Linked DNA regions of Mus musculus: region 2 is linked to region 1. Evidence: chromatin loops called from intact Hi-C (ENCODE). Cell type or tissue: left cerebral cortex. All regions are shown on one strand.

What was found. Peaks named below come from ENCODE experiments on the same cell type or tissue, not always from the same donor. Only the 100,000 strongest peaks of a DNase experiment are listed, where the experiment ranks them.
Region 2: it touches region 1 in a loop (3-fold over the local background); 10 of 42 quality-filtered maps call a loop at or near these places.

What each region holds. Positions count from the first base shown.
Region 1 is chr1:63,758,437-63,766,436 of GRCm38, reverse strand. The region is part of intron 2 of 4933402D24Rik (RIKEN cDNA 4933402D24 gene); the gene reads left to right. Among named protein-coding and RNA genes, the nearest start is that of 4933402D24Rik, 6.8 kb to the left of the region's middle. In left cerebral cortex, a CTCF peak has its summit at 3,124; DNase peaks (open chromatin) are centred at 911, 1,936, 2,370 and 3,063; H3K27ac peaks cover 2,051 bases.
Region 2 is chr1:63,664,367-63,672,366 of GRCm38, reverse strand. Dytn (dystrotelin) reads left to right here. Exons shown (of 15, transcript NM_001081658.1): 7 at 7,523-7,594; 8 at 7,804-7,967. Among named protein-coding and RNA genes, the nearest start is that of Dytn, 19 kb to the left of the region's middle. In left cerebral cortex, a CTCF peak has its summit at 3,365 (motif pointing left); DNase peaks (open chromatin) are centred at 3,377 and 4,025; H3K4me3 peaks cover 866 bases; H3K27ac peaks cover 285 bases.

The DNA of each region.
Region 1 (8,000 bases):
CTGAAGGCCCAACAAAGTAACCCAGAGGGAGTTTATAGCTCTTGCCTGCAATTTATGGAAAAAGTCTTTCTCCTTGGTGATATAACCCTGAAGCAAAAAATGTGAAACCAAGCAGAAAGAGGCAGGGCATGCTTTGACTACCAGACATTAAAAGGAAGAGCATATGGGATATGAGCCTTGCTGCTGGGGTAACTAGCAAGGAGAAGAAGTCTAGGGGATCATGTGCCATACACCAGCAAGCTCACACTAGAAAACCAGTTCACTCAATGGGCTGGCTCAGTCCTGAGGCTGCAAACAGCTAGGATTTCTTTTGTCCTCTCTCACTGGCTCTGTCAGCTCTTTCCTCGCTCAACAAGAATGCCTCTGGCATATGAGAAAGTAGTTTATTCACATCCAGAGGTTAGAAGAACCTAATTTCAGGTATCTTAAAAATGCATCTGCTGATCTATCTTTAAAAGTCATCTCTCACCCAATTTTAGGTCCTTTGTTCTTTTAGTTTGTGGGGAGGGGGCTGTCAGTCTCCTCTACTAGCTTGTCCATCTTTCCTTTTCTCTTTTCTTCCTAACCCATTCACTGTGCTGCCTCTGGCACCCAGACCAGGATAAATAGGGACAAGGGCAAGGTCTATAAACTGGTGATCTTGTAATCCTTTGAAGATGTTTTTTTTTTTTTTAAGTAAGATGACCAGATGCTGGCTCTGGCATATCCTTGTACTTTTGGGGGGACTCTTGAAGAGATATTTCCTTTCCTCAGTTTGTTCTATAACTGCAGCTCTCACACTACCCATGTTCCTAACTGAACCCCTAAATGTGTTCTTGGGCTTAAAAGATTCCATATGGTTTCCTTTGCAAACTGGCAGGAAGTCCTATAGGGCAGGTGCCTTTCAGCATCACTCTGACTTGCTAGTTTCCTCATTAGTCACTTACTCCACAGAAAGTATCTCCCTGTCATCTGCTCCCTGGAGCAGAAAGGAAGCCTGAAGCCTCTCATAGTGTCTGCTTTTATACTACCACCAAGAGTAACTACAGACATCCAGACCAGGTTTCTCTCGTGCCTACCTTCTAAAAGGCCACCAACATCGGTCCACATCAAGTTGTGAAAGCAATTCTAAATGCAGTCTTCTGAGTGTCAACATGAATTATGATTTTAGTTCACTTGACTTCACAAGTCTAAGACACCAGCTATGTTCTCAATGAGTGGGCATACCTGACCCTTCCTCTCTCACTGGGTTTCTAGAGTAACATGTTCTCTGCAAGATACAGATGATTTTTTTCTTGAGAATATTCCAACTTTCTACTTGGTGAAAAAAAATCATAGGATTAACATTCTTCTCTCTCATAATCTTAGACAATTTAGAGAGATAAATGTATGGCCTTATACCCATACATAAATATGGATGTTTTAGCTTTATTAGAATATATATATTTCACATATAAAAGCTTATATCCATGATAGTATTTTTTAGTACTCAAGCCAAATATTATCCCTTTAGATAGTATGGCTCTTCTAGTAAAGTAAATGTGATCCTTCAAATCTTGTCAATGGCACAGAATACTTTTTTTAATTCATGCATTCTTATGAAATGAATGCAGAGTTTATTGGATGAAGAGAGAGAAGATGGATAGGTAAACAGATAGACAGAGATGGGCTTACTTTCTAATTCTTCTAAATGCTACATGGTGACCTTGGGAAATGTCATTTAACCTTCCGGTCTCTTAGTTTTCTCAGTTATAGACACACAATTGTCCCATGGCTTGCTGTGAGAAATGGATGAGATTACTTTCCAGCGCTACGTTATACTGCAAGGAGGTATCAGTGAGATGGGGCAGGGGATCTGTAGCTCTGCTATTGCTTTCAACATTTGTCACAGGCTCCATTTTACCACATGCAGATCAGACACTGGAAGATTATGCCCCAGTTTCCTGCGGGCAATAGTCCAAATAGGAGAATCAAAATAGCTGTGCAACCATCAAAATCTGTCCCAGAATTCCCCCCCACCCACCCACTGAAGCCGATAACGATGACTACATCATAGGGTCGTTGTGAGAATCAAATCTCTTAATGTAGTGCAGTGCCTACTACAGAGACAGCGGTATCCAACATATACAATGATTAGATTCATTAGTGCCCTGTAAATTCCCAGTGTAAAATACAACAGGGTTACTTCCCCCTTCGATGCCTAGGTTCTGTCATTTTTGAATAAGCTTAGTTGCTATGGTTACCTCCCAAAGACACAACGCTGGAAAAACGTGTTGGAAGATGGGGATTGATGGCAGAAGGCTTTAGTGGACGACACAAAGCAACTTCAGCAGTGGAGACGTTTTAATACATGTGAGCAGTCTCCCTTGGAAACCAAACTCACATTTTGCCAAAATGGAAATGAACCCCAGAAGTGCAGCCTCAGGAACTCTGTGCATGGCCTCTAGACGAGACCCAGACCCCAGATCTCAAGAAGAGACCCAGACCCAAGATCTCAAGAACAGCATCTCTGGCCCTGACCCAACCCCAGAGCACCTCAGTTTCCTCTCCCAGGATCTGACAGTCACAAAGATGTAAGTTGTTAGACAGCCTTCATCAGATGCTATTACTTCTGTGTCGAAGGAAAACAAGGTGGCCAGCAATCAAGTTCAGAAAGAAGTGGGCAGAGCAAAGAAACATACACCATTTGGTGTTTATGCACTAAATAATAATGGGCAATTCCTGCTAAATTCACTAGCAGCCATTGATGTGTGTTCTGGGGGCAGGCAGAGGTCTCACTTCCTCTCAGCCCTGTTCACTGAGCAGAGTGATGTTAACAGCCCAAGCCGAACCCTCCCCTCGGTGTTGCTTATAAATGGGTTTTCATCTATGAAATCAGCCACAGCTCCAGCCACTCTCAGTGAGTGAACAAAAGCTGGCCTGACCCTGCTTCCTGTTTCCAACACAAGCAAACCCAAGGCCCTAAGAGGCCTGGCAGACCCAGGGTATTGTATAGCCAGTCCTACTGAAAAGACTCTTTCTGCCTGGTCATTTTTTCCCAGACATTCCAGGGAGCTGTCCTGCTCTTATTTGAAATTCTAACCAGAAGAAAGTCACCCCTGAAAATACCAGGTGCCCCAATTTTCTTTTCACGATGATTCAGCACCACCTAGGGGACACTGCCATTCATTTCTTGTCTTTTCTGTCTCCAGCTCCTTGTAAAGTACTTCTGTCCTCCTGACTCTTGCCCTATGAGAAAGCCAGAGGAGCTCCTCTGCACATGCTTCTCAGACTTCAGCCTAAGTTCAGCTGGAAATTGTGGGCAATTAGCTTACTGCTCAGTGATCACTGCTGAGAGCTGTGGGTCATATCCATAACTGAGCCACAGGGAATTTGCCTTCCTATTATAAGGAGCACCGGATGCTTAGCATCAACTGTAGGGCATGGCATAGAAATGTACTTATAATATGCATACTGGTCTTTCAGATTGGCTTTTAGCATCCCAATTTTACAGAAGAAATTTAAGGTTATGGAAAGTAGAGAGACTTCCCCAGACTTCAAGTCATGGAAGACTTAGTCTTCACTATAAAATGATTTGTTGATATGCTACTATCAGTTGAGTCTTCATAGCAGTGGGCAGCTCACTTAGGTGAGTTATTATCATTCAAACAGATCACTCTAAAGCCTGTTGTGCCATTCTAATAGCAAATACTCAAAACATACATCTAGGTTGAGGGCACTGCTGTAGGAGCTGTCTGTGAGCTGTAAAACAACACTTCATTACTTGAGCAGCAAGTTGCAGGTTAATTGAAAATATGATGCTATTCCATGATGCTGTGCATGATCATCTTGCAGGTCTGTGATCGTAATCAGTAGGATGGCTTGGGAAATACTGGTATAGTGCTGTGAACTTAAGGTTGGGAGAGGAAGTCAGAACTTGGCTATCCTTTCCCCCTAAATGTTATCTCTTAAGAAAACTACTTAAATCCCTTATCAATGTTCCTAATCTATGGAATTAATATAAAAATTATCAGTAACCACCAAATAAATGCAGCAAGATAAATGAGATCACACTGTAAAATGCTAGTACAGAACCTGGCACATCATTGGCACCTAATAAATGACCATTAAGTTATTTAACTTAATTATTCACTCGGTTCATCATTGACCTTGGCCCGACATGGCTTTCTGCTATTTCTAAAAAGGAAATTGATGGTGAGCAGACTTGGTTACATAAACTGTGCTTTGGTAATATACACTTCATTGAAAACTAAACAACAAAGTTCCTTAGGAAAGGAGGATGATAAAGGATAAATAATCTTTGGATTAGGAGAGCTTCTAGAAATGAGAAATTAAACAATGAAAAAGTTTGTCCTTCCAGACAGCAAATCTCTGGGGTTGGAGCACACACAAGGATATAGTATGTAAACAAAACCTAAGCATCCATCCACAGATGAAGGTATAGCCCAAATACACTGTTTACATACAAGAGAATATCTATTACTGTACTTTAGAAATTCCGACACATCAAAAGGAAAAGGGAAAGTTTCCTGTGAGTCTTCTTTTGAGAGTATTTAATTTATAGGGGTTGGGAGCATGGCTCCGTAGTAGAACACTCATGTGGCATGAAGCATAAAGTCCTAAGTCAGTATGCAGTACTGAAAAAAAAAAAGTACAGATAAAAATTAAATGAGGGTGTGAGGTGGAATCTCCGGATCATTTTGATTTGCATTTCCCTGATGGCTAAGCATGCTGAACATTTCTTAGGTGCTTCTTAGCCATTTGAGATTGCTCAGTTGAGAGCTGTTTAGCTCTGGACCCCAATTTTAATAGGGTTATTTGGTTCTCTAGAATCTAATTTCTTGAGATTTTTGTATATTTGATATTAGCCCTCTATTGGATGTAGGGATGGTAAAGACCTTTTCCCAATGTGTAGGTTGCCATTTTGTCCTATTCACAGTGTCCTTTGCCTTACATAAGCTTTCAATTTTATGAGATCCGATTTGTCAATTCTTGATCTTAGAGCCTGAGCCATTTGGTGTTCTGTTCAGGAAAATTTCTCCTGTGCCACTGTGTTTGAGGCTCTTCCCCACTTTCTCTTCTATAAGTTTCAGTGTGTCTGGTATTATGTGAAGTTCCTTGATCCACTTAGACTTGAGCTTTGTACAAGGAGATAAGAATGAGTCAACTTGCATTCTTCTACATGCTGACTACCAGTTGAACCAGCACCATTGTTGAAAATGCTGCCTTTTTTCCACTAGATGGTTTTGGCTTCTTTGTCAAAGATCAGGTGACTATAGGTGTATAGATTTATTTCTGGGTCTTTAATTCTATTCCATTGATCTACCTATCTATCTCTGCACCAATACCAGTTGTGGGATGGGGCCACCCACCCATCTCCAAAATTTTAACCCAGAATTGCTCCTGTCTAAAGGAAATACAGGGATAAAGAGTGGAACAGAGACTGAGGAAAGGCCATCCAGAGACTGCCCTACCCAGGGATACATCCCACCTGCAGACACCAAACCCAGACACTATTGCTGATGCCAAGAAGCACTTGCTGACAGGAGCCTGGTATAGCTGTCTCCTGAGAGGCTCTGGCCAGAGCCTGATCAATACACATGCAGATGCTCCCAGCCAATCATTCCACTGAGCCCAGGGACCCTAATGGAAGAGTTGGGGGACAAACTGAAGGAGCTGAAGGGGTTTGTAACCCCATAGGAAAAACAACAGTATCAACTAATCTGACAACCCAGATTTCCCAGGGAGTAAACCACCAACCAAAGAGGACACATGGAGGGGCCCATAGCTCCAGCTGCTTATGTAGCAGAGGATGGCTTGATCTGGCATCAATAGGAGGGAGGCCCTTGGTCCTGTGGAGGCTTGATACCTCAGCACAAGGGAATGCTAGAGCATTGAGGCAGGAGTAAGGGGGAATACCCTCATAGAGGCAAAGGGGAGGGTGAATGGGATGGGAGGTTTGTGGAGGGGAAACCTGGAAAGGGAACAACATAAAGACATAATTCAATATTTTGTGGTTTTAATTTTTAAAAACACAGTGTGAGTCAGAGGCAGGAGAATCTCTATGAGTTTGAGGCCAGCCTGGTCTTATTAACAGCGACTTCCAGAACAGTCAGGACTATTACACAGAGAAACCCTGTCCTGAAAAACAAAACCAACAAAACCAAATAAAACAAGAAAAAAAAATCACAGAGTGTTACTGGCATTAAAAACATACATACTGTATAATTGATAACACATATATGTATATAAAGCCCACACTCCTAAAGCTACCTGCATTTTGACAGATTGCAAGAATATACATGGGAGAAAAACACCATCTTCAACAAATTGTGTTGGCCAAACTAGACAACTACTTGTGGAAAAATAAAACTAGATCCTAATCTCCTGTCCTGGACACAATTCAGTTCCAAATGGATCAAGAACCGCAACATACAACCCCATACTTTGAATCTGGTAGAGGAGAAAGTATGGGATACAACTGAGGTTGCAGGCACAGGGAGGTTTTCTGAACAGGACCCTAGTAGCACAGATATTAGAACAATTGACAGATGGGAGCACACGGTATTAAAAAACTACTGTACAACAAAGGGCACCACCACCCCGTGGGTGAAAAGACAACCTATGGAAATGGGGAACAAATCTCTACCAGCTGTATATCTAAGAGAATCCATGCTTAGAATATGCAAAGAACTAAAACAAAAGTACAAACAAACCCTAAACACCAAGAAGTCAAACAATCCTTTAAAAAATGGGCAATGGCACTTAGCAAGAGTTCTCAAAAGAAGAAATGCAAATGTTCAACATCCTTGGCAATCAGGAAAGTTCAAATTACTTTAAATTGTACCCCAATCAGAATGGCTAAGATATAGACAGACAGGCAGACAGACAGGTAGACAGAGATAACAAAGAAAATTCTGGCTATAGGGAAAGGTAAACACATATTCACTGTTAAGGGGAGTACTGGTACAGCCACTGTAGAAATCAAAGCGGGGTTTCCTCAAAAAACTAAGAAATAGATCTCCTACATGACCCTGCTGTACCATTCCTGGGCATATTCCCAAAGGACTTCATCTATATCTAAAGTATATCTATGTATACTAAGAGATGCTTACTTGTTCATGTTCATTGCTCCCCTCTTCACAATAGCTAAAAAACTAACAGCCTTTATGCCCATCAGCTGATGATTGGATAATGGAAATGTGGTACATACACACAATGGGATTTTATTCAGATGAAAGAAAAAAGGAAATGATCAAACTCCCAGGTACATAGATGGAGTTGGAACCAATCATTCTGAGTGAGGTCACCAGATCCAGAAGGACAAATGCTGGATGTCTCCTGAATGTGGATGCTAGCCTTGACTATTTAGATGTATTTAGATGTGTTTAAAGTGGAGCAGTTGTAGAAGTCTGGAAACTAGCAAAGGACCAGGGTCGGGGTAGGATTTCAAGAGAAGAGGAAGAGCTTACAGGTGGTTTGAAGGTAAAGGGAAATAGCAGAATGGGAAGGGTTAAATGGGGAGGGGCCTGGGAGGCCAGGGTAGAGGAAGGAGTATGGGGAGAATATGTAACAGTAAAGACCTTTGAAAATGCCATATGGAGACCTACTACTGTAGAAGTTTCCTTAAATAAACATATACATCTATAAAAGGAGATTAAATGGTGGCTCAGGGAACATCGCAGAAGAGGGGCAGAAAGAACATCGGAGCCAGAGAAACAGAATACTTGCTGTGAGCCAAGTGACAGGAACGCTACACCCATGAAACCTCTAAGTATGACTGCTTAAACGACACCTGTATAATGACAGCCCCCGTTGGCATGTCAACATGGTTGAGGTAAATTTGACAAGACCCAACCTTAGATGAAGTGCTACAGGCTATCAACAGCTGCTGAGTGAGGCAGAAACAATCTTCAGGGATGAACCCCAAACAGGTCATCCAGACTCAAGTAGTTAACCCTAAACACACATACATACAAGCAATACTCAATGGATTCAGTAGGTTTTATGTGTATGGGTAT
Region 2 (8,000 bases), 94 kb after region 1:
CTTATACCCATTCCCCTGCTGTTTGAGAATCTTCTTCTTGATCCTTATGATCCTGTGTTGATGTCTGTACATTGAAGAAGTGGGTAGCTGTCTTAGCTATTTTTCTTTATTGCTCTGACAAAACACCATGACCAAGGCAACTTATAAAGAAAGCATTTAAAGTTGAGGGCTCATGGTCCCAGAGGGTTAGAGTTCACAGCCATCATGGTGGGTATTGTGGCAACAGACAGAGAGGCATAGTGCCTTGAGGACTACTAACAAAAGAGTAGTTTGAGGAGAATATCAGCTTTGGGTGTTGACAGTGGAGGGCCTTCTTCCTTGATGTCCTAATAAAATTAGTTATTCACTTTTAGTTTACAAGACTGAAGTATTTAGTCTGCTGGGACTTTGAGTCCATTTAAACATTTTATTTTCAATAGGCCAGAAATAGGTATTAAAATTAGGAAAACAGAGAAAGAAATAATGGAGTGTAATTGGCCAATAGTAATGAATGGGGGTTCTGTTGGTTGCCCACCAGTTCATGTGAGGATGAGTAGATCAGCAACCAGGATTCAGTATAGGGACTGGGTGAGTGGATGGGATGTGAGACTGCGTTGTTTTGAGATGGGGAGGAAATGGAAGGAAAGTCAAGGTGAGAATTGAGAGGACCAAGCTACCACACCTTCTAGTTTGATGGGGAGAGATGGAAGATAGTGGAGGCAATAGGAAATATTACTCAGGTTTAATGTGGGGAGTGGTTGAATAGTCTGCCTGGAGTATAATGGTCAGGGTCTCCTAAGCAATGAGGGGGAAATAAGATTAAGATTATGGGGATAAAAGAATAAAAAGAAGAGGCCTATGATTCCTTTGATAGTGTAGTAGGGGTGAAATGGAATTTTATTTGCATCAGAATCTAATCCATATTATATCTGATCCATAAACATGACTTAGAGACAGAGAGAGCTAACTGAGAATGGTATGGGCTTTTGAAACCTCAAATCCCACCCACCTCCTATTGACACGCCTCTTCCAGCAAGGACACACCTTCTAATTCTTCCTAAACAGTTCCACCAACTGAAAACTAAGTATTCAAACATGAGTTTATAGGGGTCATTCTCATTCAAACCACCACAGTGGCTGTTCCAATCTTTGAAGTCTAGCTTTGTCTGGGAATATCCACTAACAGTAAACCTGTATAGAATATCTAGGCAGACTTGTTGTTATGGTCCTTAAGTCTATGAATTCCATAGCCATTTTATTGCTGGGAGGTGTCTTAAGCCTAGGACCATTGCAGCCAGCACAAATGTAAATTGAAATTCCAGCCTTACCTTCTAAGGACTGCCTATGACTGAGAGTTAGTTACTCAAAACCTAAAGTTGCTATCTCCAGCCAGAAATAATACAGGCTGGAATGGGAGTCCATCTCACAGGGCCTAGAGCCTCTCAACTATAGCAGATTTTGTTCATAGGCACGCCCCTAATGCCGGGGCCTTTGAAGCTGCCTAGTGCTGAGTCTTACTGAGACCAATTCAGTCCTATAGACCAATAGAAATGTCTACATCTACCTCCTTCTCTTACCCCAACCAAATGTTCTCTAGATACTGATCTACCACAGGTTAGTGAAAGAGTGACACTGGCTGTGTAAAGCTGCCACCCTGCCTTCTTCAGTGGGTGAGGGGAGTGGTATATGCACATGTATATGTGCCATTGAGTGTGTACATAGAGAAGATTGGGGAGGACATCAAGTGAGAGTTTGATTATAAGAATTTGGGTACCTTACCAATAGCTACGCCACACACACACATACACACACACATACACTCACACACACACACACACACACACACACACACACACACACAACGTCTCTTTCTCTTCCATCAATCATTAATTGCATGTACACCAAGAGGAGCAGAGCCCCATGACAGGGTACTGACAGACTTGATTTTGTATAGCCTTTGTGCAGGAGACCAGAGCTGCTCTGAGATTGAAGACAACAGCCACATAATGTCCAGAAATCAGTATTCTGTCTTTCTCCCCATTCCCTCCAGCTCTTATGTTCTTTCTGATGCTCCCTGAGCCTTGAGGAGGAGGTAATAAAGATGTCCCCTTTATGGCCAGGCACTCAACAGCCATTTGTTTTCTGCACTTTGACCAGCTATGGGTCTCTGCAGTGACTGCCAACCATTGCAAACAGAAGCTTGTCTGCCTGGAGTTGACAGCAGGTTTTAAATTTTTTAGTAAGGTTAAAATGTTGCTGGCAGTGAGTGTTGGGGGCAGGGGTCTCAGGAGCAATAGAGAGGCATAAATGTTCTCACCCCAGAGACAAGATTCAGCTCTGAGACAAAGGAATTAGAAAATAGTTTTAATTCAGGAGCAAGATGTCGACAGAGTCTTGTCTTATGGAAAAGCTCAATAAGACAGAAATAATTCATCAACTATGGTGGATAAGGGGAAGAATTTCCAGGATTAGTCTGTGTGCTCCCAACATAGAGTCTACTCCTTTTCTGTTCCTGTGAGGAGTGTTCAAATGTGCCATAGATACATAGTGGGAAATGTCAATTATGAAAACCTAATTGTACAGAAATGTTAAAACAAGCAAAGGACACTTAGCATACATCTTGACATTGGTCCCAACTGGTTTCACAAACATCCTGGCTTTTTTGTTTGTTTGGTTTTTTTTTCTCTTGTTACTGGACTCTAAAGTTCATATTGCTTACTATTTTAAAAGAGAGAGACAGAGAAACAGGGAAAAAGATAGAGGTAGAGAGACAAGGAAAGACAGAGAGATTGTTAGAAAGAAACAGATTCAAAGCCAGCTTTGAGGAAAGCTGAGGAGATTCTCTGACTCAAATCTGCCTCATTGGTTTAGTGTGGTTTTATGGAGGACAGAGAGAATGTCCAGAGAGGCAGTGGGCAGAGGTCCATGCTCTGGGCAGGGTCTTCATCATTCAGATATATGCCTGCTTCCCTCGTCTCTGCTGGGAATCACACAATGAATTTGGCTATCTTGCAGCTAGTGAATGAGAACCTCTAAAGTCTTCTTTTCAGCCGAAAGGAAGGAAAGAAAGAAAGAAAGAAAGAAAGAAAGAGAGAGAGAGAGAGAGAGAGAGAGAGAGAGAGAGGGAGAGAGAGAGAGAGAGAGAGAGAGAGAGAGAGAGAGAGGGAGAGAGAGAGAGAGAGAGAGAGGGAGGAAGAAAGAAAGAAAGAAAGAAAGAAAGAAAGAAAGAAAGAGAGAGAGAGAGAGAGAGAGAGAGAGAGAGAGAGAGAGAAAGAGAGAGAGAGAGAGAGAGAGAAAGAAAGAGTGTGCTGGTGAGCTCTTTATCAACATGACACAACTGGATTCGTTGGAGAGAACATTAATTGAGGAAATGTCTCCATCTGGTGGTGTATCTGTAGGGCTTCTTCTTAATTAACGATTAATATGAAAGAGCCCACTGTAGATGTCACCACACATGGGCACGTGGTCCTGGATTGAATAAGAAAGCAGGCAGATCAAGCCATGGGCAACAATCCAGTAAGCAGTGGTCCTTTATGGTTCCCACCTCTGTTTCTGTCTGAGTTCCTGCCCTGATTTCCCTCAACAGAAGACGGTGAACAGGGGGACCTGTAAGCCAAATAAACCTGCCTTTCACAAGACGTCTTTGAGTGTGGTGCTTATCACAGCAAAAGGAAAGCAAACTAATATTATACGGGGCAGTTTTCATGATGTCCTGATTTAATGCAGCTCTGCCTAATCATCAGCTTCTAGCTGCTATGCGATTTGCTTTGCTCTCTGCTATACAACATGACTCAAAATATGCCAGGTGAAGGTATTAATACTTTAATGCCCTTCCAGTGCTTGCAACAGCACATAGATCCTACTGCAGTTTTTCTGCTGTCTGAGGCATGTCTCAGGCAACCACCATTGCAGACGTTCATCCTTAACAACGTCATGTCTCAGAACGCAAGCAAGTAGAAAGCCAGAAGAGGCTTAATCTGCTCATCCACTTGTTCCACCAGACTTGATAACAGTAGCCAGTTTCAAAGTGGATTTGATAGAAGGACCTGGGTAGAGGGGCATTTTCTCTCTCTCCTCTAGAAGTCTTTGTGACTTTCCGACTGCCACTCATGGCTTCAAGTTAGCTCTAGTCTCAAAGGATTTTAAAAATCCGCTGGTTTCAAATTCAATCAAGGTCGATGAGCTGCTGAGCTGCTGGCTCCCACTGCCCCTCCCTCCTCCGACCATGCAGTGCCCGGCTTCTGAGAGGGCCAGTGGGAAGCAGCTTTGTGATTTGCATAGCAAATTATCATCCCATTGGCTTCCATTATGAGATCCAAGACAGATTCCAATAGAAAATTCCAGTCCTGGCAATGTGATTCAAATCATCCCTTAGGAATGCTAATTATCGTTCAGAATGCCATCCTGCCTGTGCCAGTGTACCACCTAGTTACATTTAATTCTTCTCCATAGAACACCTGCAAGAAATTAGCCAAATAGGTAATTCATCCACAGAAGAAGATCTTTATGTAGATATTTAAAGGGGAAGCATCAGGTTAAATTCCACTACAGTAGGAATCCCAACTACAGTGTCAGGATCACAAGCTGACACTCTCACTCAGTCTTTGAGCACTCATGTTTTACATACGAATTGAGACTCTCTGTCTCATTAGGGGTAAGGACACCAGAGTAAGAAGGTTGGGTCAGCAATGCTCTTAATGAGTGGCCCAGTTCGTTCATCAGAACTCAGAGGGCAAAAGATGGGAAATGAGTCTGCTGCTGCTGCTGCTGCTGCTGCTGCTGCTGCTGCTGCTGCTGTTGTGGTTTTTGACTAAATAACATTGGGAGTAGATGCTTATGCTCTACTGGTGACAGGGTTATTAACAATTTAAAATACAAGCCATCTTGTTACGAGTAAGCAAATGTTTGTTGACTTTTGTCTGGCTAATTGTCAGCAAAGTGGTTCTAAGTGCCACTTTCCTGATTAGGAGGGTGTTTATCTGAGTTGATGGACTCCGCAGGGGGTCTCTGCAATTACTTCTGAGATTGCAGGCAGTGTGCCTGGCTGCCTGTGCTGGGCAAGACGTCAGATGTGAAACTGGGACTCCTGTCCAAATGGGAATAAATGAAGGTGACGGGTGCACACAGATGTGCACACAGAGCCAAATGCGTCGCCATCTTGGAAATCACGAGAGGTTCTTAGTCCCTTAGTTAATACCCCTGTGGTGACTGTGGCTGACCACAAGAAAGCACGACAATCGAGCCACTGGATTATCTACAAAATCATGAAAAATCAATAAATAGAATCTAACAAATTTTGTCCCCTTAACGAAGAGGGAGAACGTCTAGAGAGATACCCCAATCTCACAATAAACTTGCTTTTTTTTTTTTAATCTTGAGCAAAATGCTATCTCTCAGTGATTCCTTGATCTATTTAGTTTATAAAAAAACATTTTAATTAACAAAAATTATATGTATGGAAGATATTAAGTGCAGTTTTGTGTGCATGTGTCTATTCCCGGGACTCTCGAGATGGGGAGGTAGGACGATTATTTGAGCTCAGGAATTTGAGGCCAGACTGCATGATACTATTTCAAAAGAAGAAATACAGGAAGGAAAGGAAAACAAAGGAAAGGAAAGGAAAGGAAAGGAGGGAGGGAGGGAGGGAGGGAGGGAGGGAGGGAACAAGGGAGGAAAGTCTGTTACAGCATTGTGTATCTCAGGCAGCACAGGCATGCCCAAGACTGTGTGATGTTCACCACCGTCCAGTCACTTACACACCCATCACACCCACAGTCACTGTCTGTTGTTAGGGTCCAAGAATCACTGAAGGAAGACCCCAGACTCAAATTCAAAGGCAAAGCACATTTTTTTCTGTAGAAATTGCCAGCGCACAGGGATCAACCATTTGTCAAAATGGTGACCCCCAGACAAAGGCATGCAAAGTAGAAATAGAAAAGTAGGGAAATTTTAGCTAGGGTTAGGTAACCGGAACCTTCATTGGTAGGTGGCAGAGAAGTTACATATGTCTGTTTCTGGTTGGCTGCTATGTTAGTTTTACTATATTTGCTGAGACTTTGAGGAAATTTCAGAGTCCAACTCAGCTCCTAGCTGATAGCCATCAATGATTAGCCAGCCTTCAGTTGTTCCTGCTGAGGAGTCCAGTCTGCTTCCCTGGGAACCCAAAAGTTCTCCATTCTCAAGGACTGTATGTTTTAGGGCACCTGTCAGTGTGCGAGCACAATTGGAAGATGAGGAGACCCAAAACCTGGTCTCATGTCAAATATCAAAGGCACAAGATGACATCACTAACATATTACTGTGCTGTGTGTTAGATCCTCAGAGCCCATCCATCATAAATTTTAAGTTATACTATTTGGGCAACATCTCCCTAATTTTCCCACTCCAGTCCCATCTCAAAGAAGTCACATTCCACTTTCTGTTTCTATAAATTCCGCTTTTTTTTTTTTTAGATTTCTCTATGTATGGGAGACTATGCAGTATTTCTGTGTATGACTAATTTTAATTTTACTTAGCATATATTTCCCAGGTTCATCCATGCTATAGCAAATGACACGACTTCCAATTTTAAAGGCTGAATAGCATTCACTAATGTCAACAAACACCTAGGTGGTCCTTGTATCTTGGCTGCCATAAATAATGCGTGAAGGTGTAGCTATCTCTTTTTGACATAGTGAGTCATTTCCTACCTCTCCTTCCTTCCAACGATGATGACTACCACCCCACTTCAAAGACTAGAGTTATGGTTTACATATGAAGTGTGCCCCAAGAGACTCCTGAATCAAAAGCTCCCAGCCAGTAGATCCTATCATTGATATGTAACTGGATCACGAAGACACTGATCTAACCGATATCTTAATCCATGGAAGGAGACAGACTTTGATAGGACTATTGGTAGAAACTTTCTTTGGGGCCTAGTTAAAGAACTAGGTCAACAGTGATATATTCCCCTGGGCGTCTCATCCCTATGCCCCTTGGTCACTATGAGGTCTGTCTTGCCACAGTCTTCTGTTTTGATGTTCTTTTTTGTCACAGTCCAGAATCCACAGACTGAAACCACAAACTAACCTCAAACTCTCCTCTTATAAAGTTCTTGATGTCAGATATTTTGACATAGGAACAAAACAAGTCATGGAATTGACATGTAGTCAAATGAGATGATATGAAAACAGTTGACTCGGTTTTTTTCTTAAAGCCATTGAAGGCAGTGTCATTGTGACCTCCATCGGGTGGGGGTGGGGTGGGAAAGAAAGATTAAAATAACCTGCCTGGGATTCTAAGAAGTCAGACAATAGACCTCTTCCCTTTGCTACCTCAATGCCTTCCTCCTGTGACTCTCCCGCCCCCCTTTCCTTTTTCATAGGTCCAACTCAAAGGTTCCATTTCACAAAATTTAAACTTACTTTTTTCTTTTGATTGTGCTGGTTCTTCTGTTCTTGGATGCCCAATAATTGTTGCTTGCCTGACCTCCGTTTTTGTGAGCATCATTACTCAGGGCACACTAAGTCCATTTTTCAGGGCTAACACGAGGTTGCCTTTGCAGATCCCGACTGTCGTGGGAGAGAGCTACACGTTGCGTCCCGTGGAAAGTGCTATCCACAGCTGCTTCCGAGGGGTAGGTAGCCTGGACGTCCTTAGGAGCTGGAGCAGACGTTTGAAGACTTTGCTTAAATTACGCATCACGCTGATTCCAGGACGACCTGAGTTTAGAGGCAGCCTTGCCACTAGCTTTCAGATGTCTTTAGAAAACAGACACGGAAACAGAGGGAAGAAAGGGGGCAGATTCCCCCTGAATGTGTGTTTCAGCCTCCTCTTGCTTCCCAGGTGTTGAGCTCTGGAATCAAGGAAGAGAAATTTCTGTCTTGGGCACAGTCTGAGCCTCTGGTCCTCTTGTGGCTCCCAACTTGCTACCGCCTGTCAGCCGCGGAAACAGTCACTCACCCTGTGCGGTGCAGTGTCTGCAGAACCTTCCCGATCATAGGACTGAGGTACCATCAATATCATATTTCCCAAATGGTCAC